2 separate regions of the Homo sapiens genome follow, and region 2 is linked to region 1. A link is an interaction called in ENCODE POLR2A ChIA-PET data of the cell type or tissue named here. Cell type or tissue: OCI-LY7. All regions are shown on one strand. Each heading gives the region's core, and the rest is flanking DNA. Links, peaks and the distances in the headings are about the cores only.

The links. Peaks named below come from ENCODE experiments on the same cell type or tissue, not always from the same donor. Only the 100,000 strongest peaks of a DNase experiment are listed, where the experiment ranks them.
Region 2: POLR2A ChIA-PET joins it to region 1 with 7 read pairs; 7 of 35 experiments call an interaction of 5 or more read pairs at or near these places.

What each region holds. Positions count from the first base shown.
Region 1 is chr1:9,859,015-9,863,402 of GRCh38, forward strand. All of the region lies in intron 5 of CTNNBIP1 (catenin beta interacting protein 1), which reads right to left. Among named protein-coding and RNA genes, the nearest start is that of CTNNBIP1-AS1, 13 kb to the left of the region's middle. RefSeq lists an enhancer at 629-1,523. In OCI-LY7, for the core only: CTCF peaks have their summits at 2,550 and 2,749; a DNase peak (open chromatin) is centred at 2,567.
Region 2 is chr1:9,807,414-9,811,801 of GRCh38, forward strand. All of the region lies in intron 1 of CLSTN1 (calsyntenin 1), which reads right to left. Among named protein-coding and RNA genes, the nearest start is that of CLSTN1, 14 kb to the right of the region's middle. In OCI-LY7, for the core only: no CTCF peak of the experiment used is centred there; DNase peaks (open chromatin) are centred at 1,808 and 2,038.

The sequences.
Region 1 (4,388 bases), core at 221-4,220:
TAAAAACACCACCAAAGCAGCCCAGGGACACCTTGGAGATAATTCAACATGGAACCCAGAGTGCCAACCTGGGAACAGCCCTGGCCCTGGCCCCCTGCCCCCAACTGGTCCCCACTCCTATCTCCCCTGAGCCCTGCTCCCTATCTCTGCCTACTGCCCTACCAGACACCTCACTAGTCCCCTGGCTCACCTGCCCTGGAAACCAGGGCCAGGACACTGGCAAAGGCGCAGCTTTCTAAACCAGGACAGGGTATCCAGCAGGCCCTCCCATCCTATGCCCAATGCCAGCTTTGCCCCTTTAGTGGAGTCCAGTCAATTGACTGGGGAGAAAAAATGACAAATATGCAGGAGCTTAGAAAAGGGAAGCTGGCCCCTAGCCGGGGGCGGGAGAGAGACAATGGGAGCTCAGGATGAACTCCCACCAGCATGCTGGAACCAGCTCTGCTCCCGCCAACACTCACCCTAGGCCTGGCCTGGCTTACTCAGGCTTTTGGAGAAAGCCTCCTGGGGGCCTCTGACAACTCCCAAAGTCTGCTGAGAATCCCTCTTGCTATTTGAGACTCTTAAGCTGAAGTCTTTCAAAGGTCCTTTCCTGAATATACTGGGCAGCTCGATGCATTTCCTGAACTGCCAGGGCAGGCTGCTATTGGCCCTGCAGGATTATAGCTGGGTCAGCAATAGTGGATGAAAGAGAGGAGCATGGAGATTCTAAAGCCCCAAGGCCAATCCACAGAGCAAGGGCATTTCACAGACCTGGCTGGGGAAATCCTGGCGGAGCCTAGTGCTGCACTAGCTCCTAATTTGCAAACTTGGAAACAGGCTGGTCCCAGGCCACATGGGTGAAATGTAGCAGACAAAGGCCTGTGACCCTGATCTGTAGACCCTGTTCCCACCTCCAGGGTGCCTCCCTGGACTATCCAACATGGTGGGGTCTGCTTTCACAGCAAAGAGGAGGGCTTGGTCCTGGCTTCATTTCACCAAAGCATCTGGGTGTGGGAGGGACAAGCTGACCTCTTACCCCAGGGAACTTCTCCAGATCCAGGATCCTGCAAAGTCCAACTCAGCACAGGTGCTCAGAGGTGGCCAGGGAGAAAGAAAACAGACCTGAGCACAAGTCCTTCCTCCAAAATTGATGAGGGTACAAAAAAGCCTGGCTAAACTCCCAAAGGCCGCAGGCCCTGCAGGCTCCACAGACCAGGCAGGGCACAGCCCTGTACAATGTCACTGGAGAAAAAGGGGAACTTCAGTCACAGATGGACACTCCCGCATCACCCAATTCAGAACCAGGATTCTAGGCCGGGTGTGGTGGCTCATGCCTGTAATCCCAGCAATTTAAGATGCTGAGGCGGGTGGATCACCTGAGGTCAGGAGTTCAAGACCAGCCTGGCCAACATGGTGAAACCCCGTCTCTACTAAAAAAAAAAAAAAAAAAAAAAAAAACAAAACTTAGCTGGGCGTAGTGGCATATGCCTGTAGTCCCAGCTACTTGGGAAGCTGAGGCAGGAGAGTCGCTTGAACCTGGGAGGCGGAGGTTGCAGTGAGCCGAGATCACACCACTGCATTCTGCATTCTGGCATGGGCAACAGAGCAAGACTTCATCTCTCAAAAAAAAAAAAAAAAAGAAAAAAGAATCAGGATTCTTCCAGGCCCAGCTCCCCACAACCATGTGCCCTGGGGACAGGGAGCTTCTGCCACATCATCCTGCAAGACCACTGAAATCCTCACCACCCCTCTTCCTTGCTGGCCAGAACTTCCCAGGACGGTGTCAGACATTCTGGGGTCAGGTACCTGGAGGCCTCCTGAACTCCTCAGGAGCCTTACTCCTCCTAAAGAGGGTAAAAAAGTGGGGCGTGAAAATTCAGAAATGTGACCTGAAATCTTCAGGGTCTGCAAATTCTCATGGCTGATGCGGGGAGCTCCCTTTGTGAGTCACCATCAGCAGAGGGAGCTAACTTTGGCTAAGTGCTTCACAACTGTCCAGGGAATGCCACCTGGCAAGCCCAGGGCCCATCCTTGACACACATGGCAGACCAGGCTGGAGAGGGAATGCGACCACATGCTCCCAAGTGTCCAGGACAACGCCCACTCTGTGTCTCATCCTCTTCTCTGACCATATGGTTTTTGGTTGTGGTACCTTTTCCTCCTCCCACGAGCTCATTAATCTTGCTATTAATACCAACTAGCATCTGCTACCTGGCTATCCAAAACTGCAGTGGCTGAACTACCAGCTCTAGGGAAAGGCTACCTGGAAAAGCAGGACCCAGACGCTCCTCCAAAGGGAAGCATTTCTGAAGGGGACAAAACTCAGGTACCACCCTGGACTGGGCCTCCTCCCACACAAACCAAGACCTGCTGGTGGCATGTGCTATTTTCAGCAGCTCGGGACTATGAGCTGGGTGTTCTATACATCTCAGCTCTGATGCTCCAGAGTCCCCAGGGGATGGCTTTTACCCAGAGACAGCATACACTTGGGTTGCTATGGGGATGGCGGCCGGCGACCAGTGATCCACCAGGGTCTTAGCAGCCAAAGCAGCACCAGGCTCAGGGGCGCCTCCTGGGCTCCAGGCTGACAACCACCACAGGCACAAGAGGCTGCTGGGCGGTGGCACTGCAGCAGCCAGTGCTGTGTGGACGTGCATCGAGCTGCCAAGCTGCTGAGCCAGCTCCCAGTAGAGACATCAGGCCTCCTGGAACAGCCAAAAAGAGCTCAGGAGGCAGCTAAAGGCCCTCCTAGGCTTGGGGTCCCTTGTGGTACCCCAGTACCAAGACCCTGGAGCTGATACCCAGCCTGGGTCTGACTCTGACTAGCTGTGTATCCCAGGGGGAAGTCCCTGCACATCTAGCCTCAGTTTACTCATCTGTACAACGTGATGAATCTATCCCCAATCTAACTAGCCACAGGATAACATCCACAGCATAAAGCATCATAAACGACATCCCACAGGGTCGCACCTTGGGGCTCCGTTATCCCTGCTCTGTTCTAATCCCAGATGTGCTCCCCCAAATCCATCTTGCCCTGTTCCCACCCTCCCATCCCTGCTGAGCGTGACACACACATGACCTTTGTGATATGTCTTCCCAGGTAAGGTGTTCATTCCCTGTATTCAAATTCCTTGGTTCCCCAAAATATAAGCTCTCATAGACCAGGGAGCTTTGATTGCCAAGAAGGGACAGAGAAGACCAGGTCTTCACCTAAAACCCTGACATATTCTCTCTCTTTTTTTCTTTTTCTTTTATATACACACCTTCAATAGAGATGGGGTCTCACTATGTTGCCCAGGCTGCTCTCAAACTCCTGGACTCAAGTGATCTCCTGCCTCAGCCTCCCAAAGTGTTGGGATTACAGGCATGCACCACCGTGCCTGCCCCATCCTGGCATATTCTCAAATTTTAGTGGGCATCAGAATTGAATCACCTTGGGAGCTTGCTTAAAATGCAAATTCCCAGGCTCATCTGGCAGGCATTCTGGGGCTATGGCAGGGCCCAGGAGTCTGCATTTTAACAAGCACCCTCAGTGATTGAGGTGTGCAAATGTGTAGAGCATGCTCAGAGAGCTCAGTGCTACAGACTGTCCCCTGACCTCCACCCGACCCCAAGCTGTCATGCCTTCTTGCCCAGCATTCTGGAGGAGAATCCTGTAGCATCCTTCCCACCGGTTTCTCTACACGCACATCCGCATGCATTCTCCAAGGCCCCGTGCAAACAGCACCTCTTCTCTGTGGCTTCCTAGGTGGTCTCCCCTCCCTCAGCCCAAAGCTCTTTACGCATTAGTTCACACGCCAGTCTGCTCTGCTGGTCCAGGAGCTCACGGGCAGTGCTGAGGGGTGGCACCGTGCCTAGCACACAGCAACTGTGGGCTGATGTGAGTGGAACCGTCCAGCCATTGGATGGAGCAGCCCTCAATGCCCCTCTCTGACAGGGCCTGCCTCTTACCAGGGCTTGAGGGGGGAAGTGTAGAGTCCCACAAGGACTTCTCTGAGGCCATTCGGGCATCTGTTCTCAGTTCTAAACAACAGAACCCATGACGCGGGGTGATGGGGTCAAAGCGACCCTCCCTGGAGCCGCAGCCAGGTGCTGAGTAAGCAGCTGGGGTCAAAGCGACCCTCCCTGGAGCCGCAGCCAGGTGCTGAGTAAGCAGCTGGCCCTGCACTTCAGCACATTCCTCGCTTTTCTTGGGATTGTTTTTCCCCCTTTTTCAGTGACACAACTTATACACCAAATCCTCCTGGCTGATTTCTGTTCAATTCAATATATAGGTGATTTTTGGTTTAATTTTGTTATTAGGTTACAGGTAATTCTCATATAAGTGTTGATTAAAGTTAACAAAGATTAGCTTCCCATCTCATAGACTAGAATTCTCCCTGGGCCTGACTATAATTTCAGTGCAG
Region 2 (4,388 bases), core at 155-4,154, 52 kb before region 1:
ACTGGAATAGCTGGGAGTTACATCAAATACATTTTTTACACTGACTTTAGTAAAATGCCTCTATACAAGGGAGTAAATTTACTTCATATAGATTTAGGAACTTGGTAAATTCAAGTAACAATTTTAAATAGCAATATTTCAGTTAAATTCTTTGATGAAAAACACTAAGCGCGTCTGGCCCTAAGTCATTCCTCCACACAGCGTACAGCAGTCAGCATCCCCTGAAAGGCGTGGCCACCGTGAAGAGGCAGGGCCTGCAGAGGCGGCTGCTTGCAGAGGGCCCACCGCCCCCGGTTGTGGCTCTCCTGCCTCTCCTCCACCTCAAAACCTTTCTGCCCTTGGAGGCCGTGCCTCTGCCTGGGCATGGGGGCCCCTCCTCCCTGGGCTTCCTGACGTGCTTCTGCAGATCCCAGTGGCAGGCTACTCTCTCCCTCCTTTTCTTCTCACTGGCTCGGTCACCTAGGACCCCAGGAACTAGGCTTCTGCCTCCTTCACAACCCTTCTCTGGTACCTCGGCCTCCTAGCCCCTTCATCCCAGGTGGGGGTCAAGGGGCCACTGATTGTGGCTGCTGCCCCCACAGAATCCTGCGGCGCTGCCACTCCAATGCCTCCCACCACTCCACCTTAACCAGCGCCTCACCGCTGGTTTACAGAATGACAGCAGTCCCTCTGTATCCACCAGGGTAGTGGTTCCAGGACGCCAGTCTACACCTGAATCCACACATACTCAAGTTGTTGGTCCTGCAGGACCCAAGTATTCAAAGAGTCAGTGCTTCCCATATGCGGGTGTCACAGCCCACAAATACTGTATTTTCCATTCACGTTTGGTTGAAAAAATCCACTTATAAGTGGACACATGCAGTTCAAAGCCATGTTGTTCAAGGCTCAACAGCACTGTACTGCAACGTGGGTGAGCGTGAACGCATGTGCATGCATGCGCTGGAATTTACTGCCAATCTACCCAATTTCCACTTGTTATAGGTTAAATATGTTTCTGACAGTCACTTTTGGAGCTTTATAAGCATTGTTTATAACAAATTTCCACGGGGAAGATACAATTTGGGTTCCAACTTGAACTCCAAACCGATCAATATGAGTTACCTTTCCAAATCAGAAATGGCTTAGGTACCAGGAAACAATGTATCAAGACAAAGCTAGGTTGAGGCAGTTTGCCAGTAATTACTAGACGATCCCATGAGCGGAGGTAGTCAGGAATTTCAGCAAGGGGCCAGTTCGGTTTACCCAGGCCTGGGGACAGACTGAGTGGAGAAATAACACGTGCCCGAGCTCTCAGGAAAAAGGCCTCAATCTGACCAGAACTAGCACGGACTCACATTGGTTGGCCACTGCTGTGGGCTGCTCAGATGCCAGGGTTCCATCACTGCTCTCTGCACCAGCTTGCCCCAGCTTACCTGTCTGTACTTGGGTTTCCAAACGATAAGAGTACAGCCGGGACTGCTCTAGCCTGAGCCAAGGCTGCTGTCCCAAATCCTCATCTGGTCTCCTGCATTCTAGATATAACAGAAACTTCAGGAAACCCTTTTCCCCTTCTCCTTCAGGCCTAAGCAACAACCAGATTTGGCCCAAGGGGCCCATGTTTGTTCTCCCTTTGTCCCTGGCTTCACTGTCCACCAGAGTGAAAACCTCATACGCAGAAAACACCCACAACCCAAGCTGAGGGGAAACAATGGCCCTCCAGGCTCTGCCCTTATTCTCTGCCAAGACTTACACCTCTGGCCTTATGCTGTCACTGTCCGCTGGCCACAGATGCCTCCCAGAGCCCTCCCTGAGAAGACACAGGATGTGAGTGACAGCCCATCAGACACACACCCCCCAGCCTCCAGGAGTCACTCTGAAGCGCCCGCCCAAATGCGGATCTGCCTTACTCGCCTGATGGTCTGTCCTCTTCCTGGGTCAGCACCCAATCCTGAATAATTCACTCCTTCAATCTCTGCAGTCAGGCTCCTGTGCACACCACTCTGCACCGTGCATTCCTGAAGATAACATGAACGGCCTCTTAATCACCACCCCACCTGCCTCTCCTCGGTACTCATGCTTGCATTCACTTCTCTAAAATCTAAACTGGGCCAGGCAGGGTGGCTCATGCCTGTAATCCCAGTGCTTTGGGAGGTCAAGGAGGCTGGATCACTTGAGGTCAGGAGTTTGAGACCAGCCTGGTCAACATGGTGAAACCCCGTCTCTACTAAAAATATAAGCAGTGGCTCACGTCTGTAATCTTAGCATTTTCGGAGGCCTGGGCAGGTGGATCATGAGGTCAAGAGTTCGAGACCAACCTGGCCAACATGGTAAAACCCCATCTCTACTAAAAATACAAAAATCAGCCGGGCGCGGTGGTGGGTGCCTATAATCCCAGCTACTCGGGAGGGTGAGACAGAAGAACTGCTGGAACCTGGGGGACAGAGGTTGCAGTGAACCGAGATCACACCACCGCACTCTAGCCTGAGGGAAAGAGCAAAACTCTGTCTCAAAAAAACTATAAAAATGATACCAGCTACTTGGGAGGCTGAGGCAGGAGAATAGCTTGAACCTGGGAGGCAGAGGCTGCAGTGAGCCAAGATCATGCCACTGCACTCCAGCCTGGGCAACAGAGGGAGACTCTGAGAAAGAGAGAGAGAGAAAGAGAGAGAAAGAGAGGGAGAGAGAGAGAGAGAAAGGAAGGAGGGAGGGAGGGAGAGAGGGAAGGAAGGAAGGGAGAAGGCAGGGAGGAAAGGAGGGGAAGGAGGGGAGGAAGGGAGGGAAGGCAGGCAAGCAGGCAGGCAGGCAGGGTATGGTGGCTCACGCCTCTAATCCCAGAACTTTGAGAGGCCGAGGCAGGTGGATCATCTAAGGTCAGGAGTACGAGACCAGGCTGGCCAACATGGTGAAACCCCATCTCTACTAAAAATACAAAAATTAGTCAGGTGTGGGAGTGTACACCTGTAATCCCAGCTACTCGGGAGGCTGAGGCAGGAGAATTGCTTGAAGCCGGGAGGCAGAGGTTGCAGAGAGCCAAGATCATGCCACTGCACTCCAGGCTGGGCAACAGAATGAGACTCTGTCTCAAAAATAAATAAATAAAGACTGGGGACACTAGCTCACGCCTGTAATCCCAGCACTTTGGGAGGCCACAGCAGATAGATCACCTGTAGTCAGGAGTTCGAGACCAGGCTGGCCAACATGGTGAAACCCCATCTCTACTAAAAATACAAAAATTAGCCAGGTGTGGTGGTGTACACCTATAATCCCAGCTACTCAGGAGGCTGAGGCAGGAGAATCTCTTGAACCTGGGAGGCGGAGGTTGCAGTGAGCCGAGATTGCGCCACTACACTCCAGCCTGGGCGACACAGTGAGACCCCAACTCAAAAAATAAATAAATAAAATTAAAAATAAATAAATAAATAAAAATAAAATCTAAACTGTTGACCACATCTACCTAGAATGCCTCATTCCACATACCTCCGGATCCTCTCTCCTCTCTGTTCTCTGATCAATTCTCTTGCTCCTGGGACCCTCACAACAATGTATGATATACTTTATATGCAACAAGAAAAATGCAATCAACACAATCTGTTCAGACCCACTGCCATATGCATTACTTTAAGTAGCAGTTAAAAAGCCCAAACCTTCTAAGAACACTCAGAAAAAGTCTAGAAAAAGACAAAGTTAATAAACTTTACCAAATGAATCTGCAAATATATATTAACCACTGGTATTAATGGCCTAAAACATTATTTCATTCAAACAAACAGTAATGTCGTAGTTGTTATTAAAGTCAGCAGAAGGGAGGGGAAAGGCTATGTTATGAAGCTATCCCAGTGGTACTTACTCCAATTTAGAAGAAGTTTTAACATGTCAGATTTCATATAAAAAAGCATTTAAGCCAGTATTTATTTTCTATTCAAGGCTCTGAATGTTTAGAAGACATGTATTCGCTGCTTCCTAGGTAAACAAGAGGCGGCTCTCGTACACTTGGGCATGGACTTTTTAAACCCTTGCCAAATGAAAATGTTTTCTACAGGAATCATGAGCTGGTATCAATGGATATTTACAGACAGCTCAGAAGCAAGCTCTGACCTTGCCAACTTAGGGCTTTATAATCAGTCAGGATTATCAAGGTCCCCTTCCAACTAGTCACAAGGCACTAGTAACTGAGGGGCTCAAAAACTCAAAACGACTGTACCCCACCTGTTACTCCCCACCCCCACTGTTCCTTTAATAATTTTAGCCCAGAGTGAGAGGGCCTAAGGAGAAAATGAAATTCAAGTCAGTGTGTTTTACTATTTACTTAGTACTCTGACAAATGCTTGAAATGCATGGCAAAAAAAAAAAAAAAAAGAGTAGGGATTATCCAAGAATTTTAATGATTTGTTATCCTTTTTACTAATTCT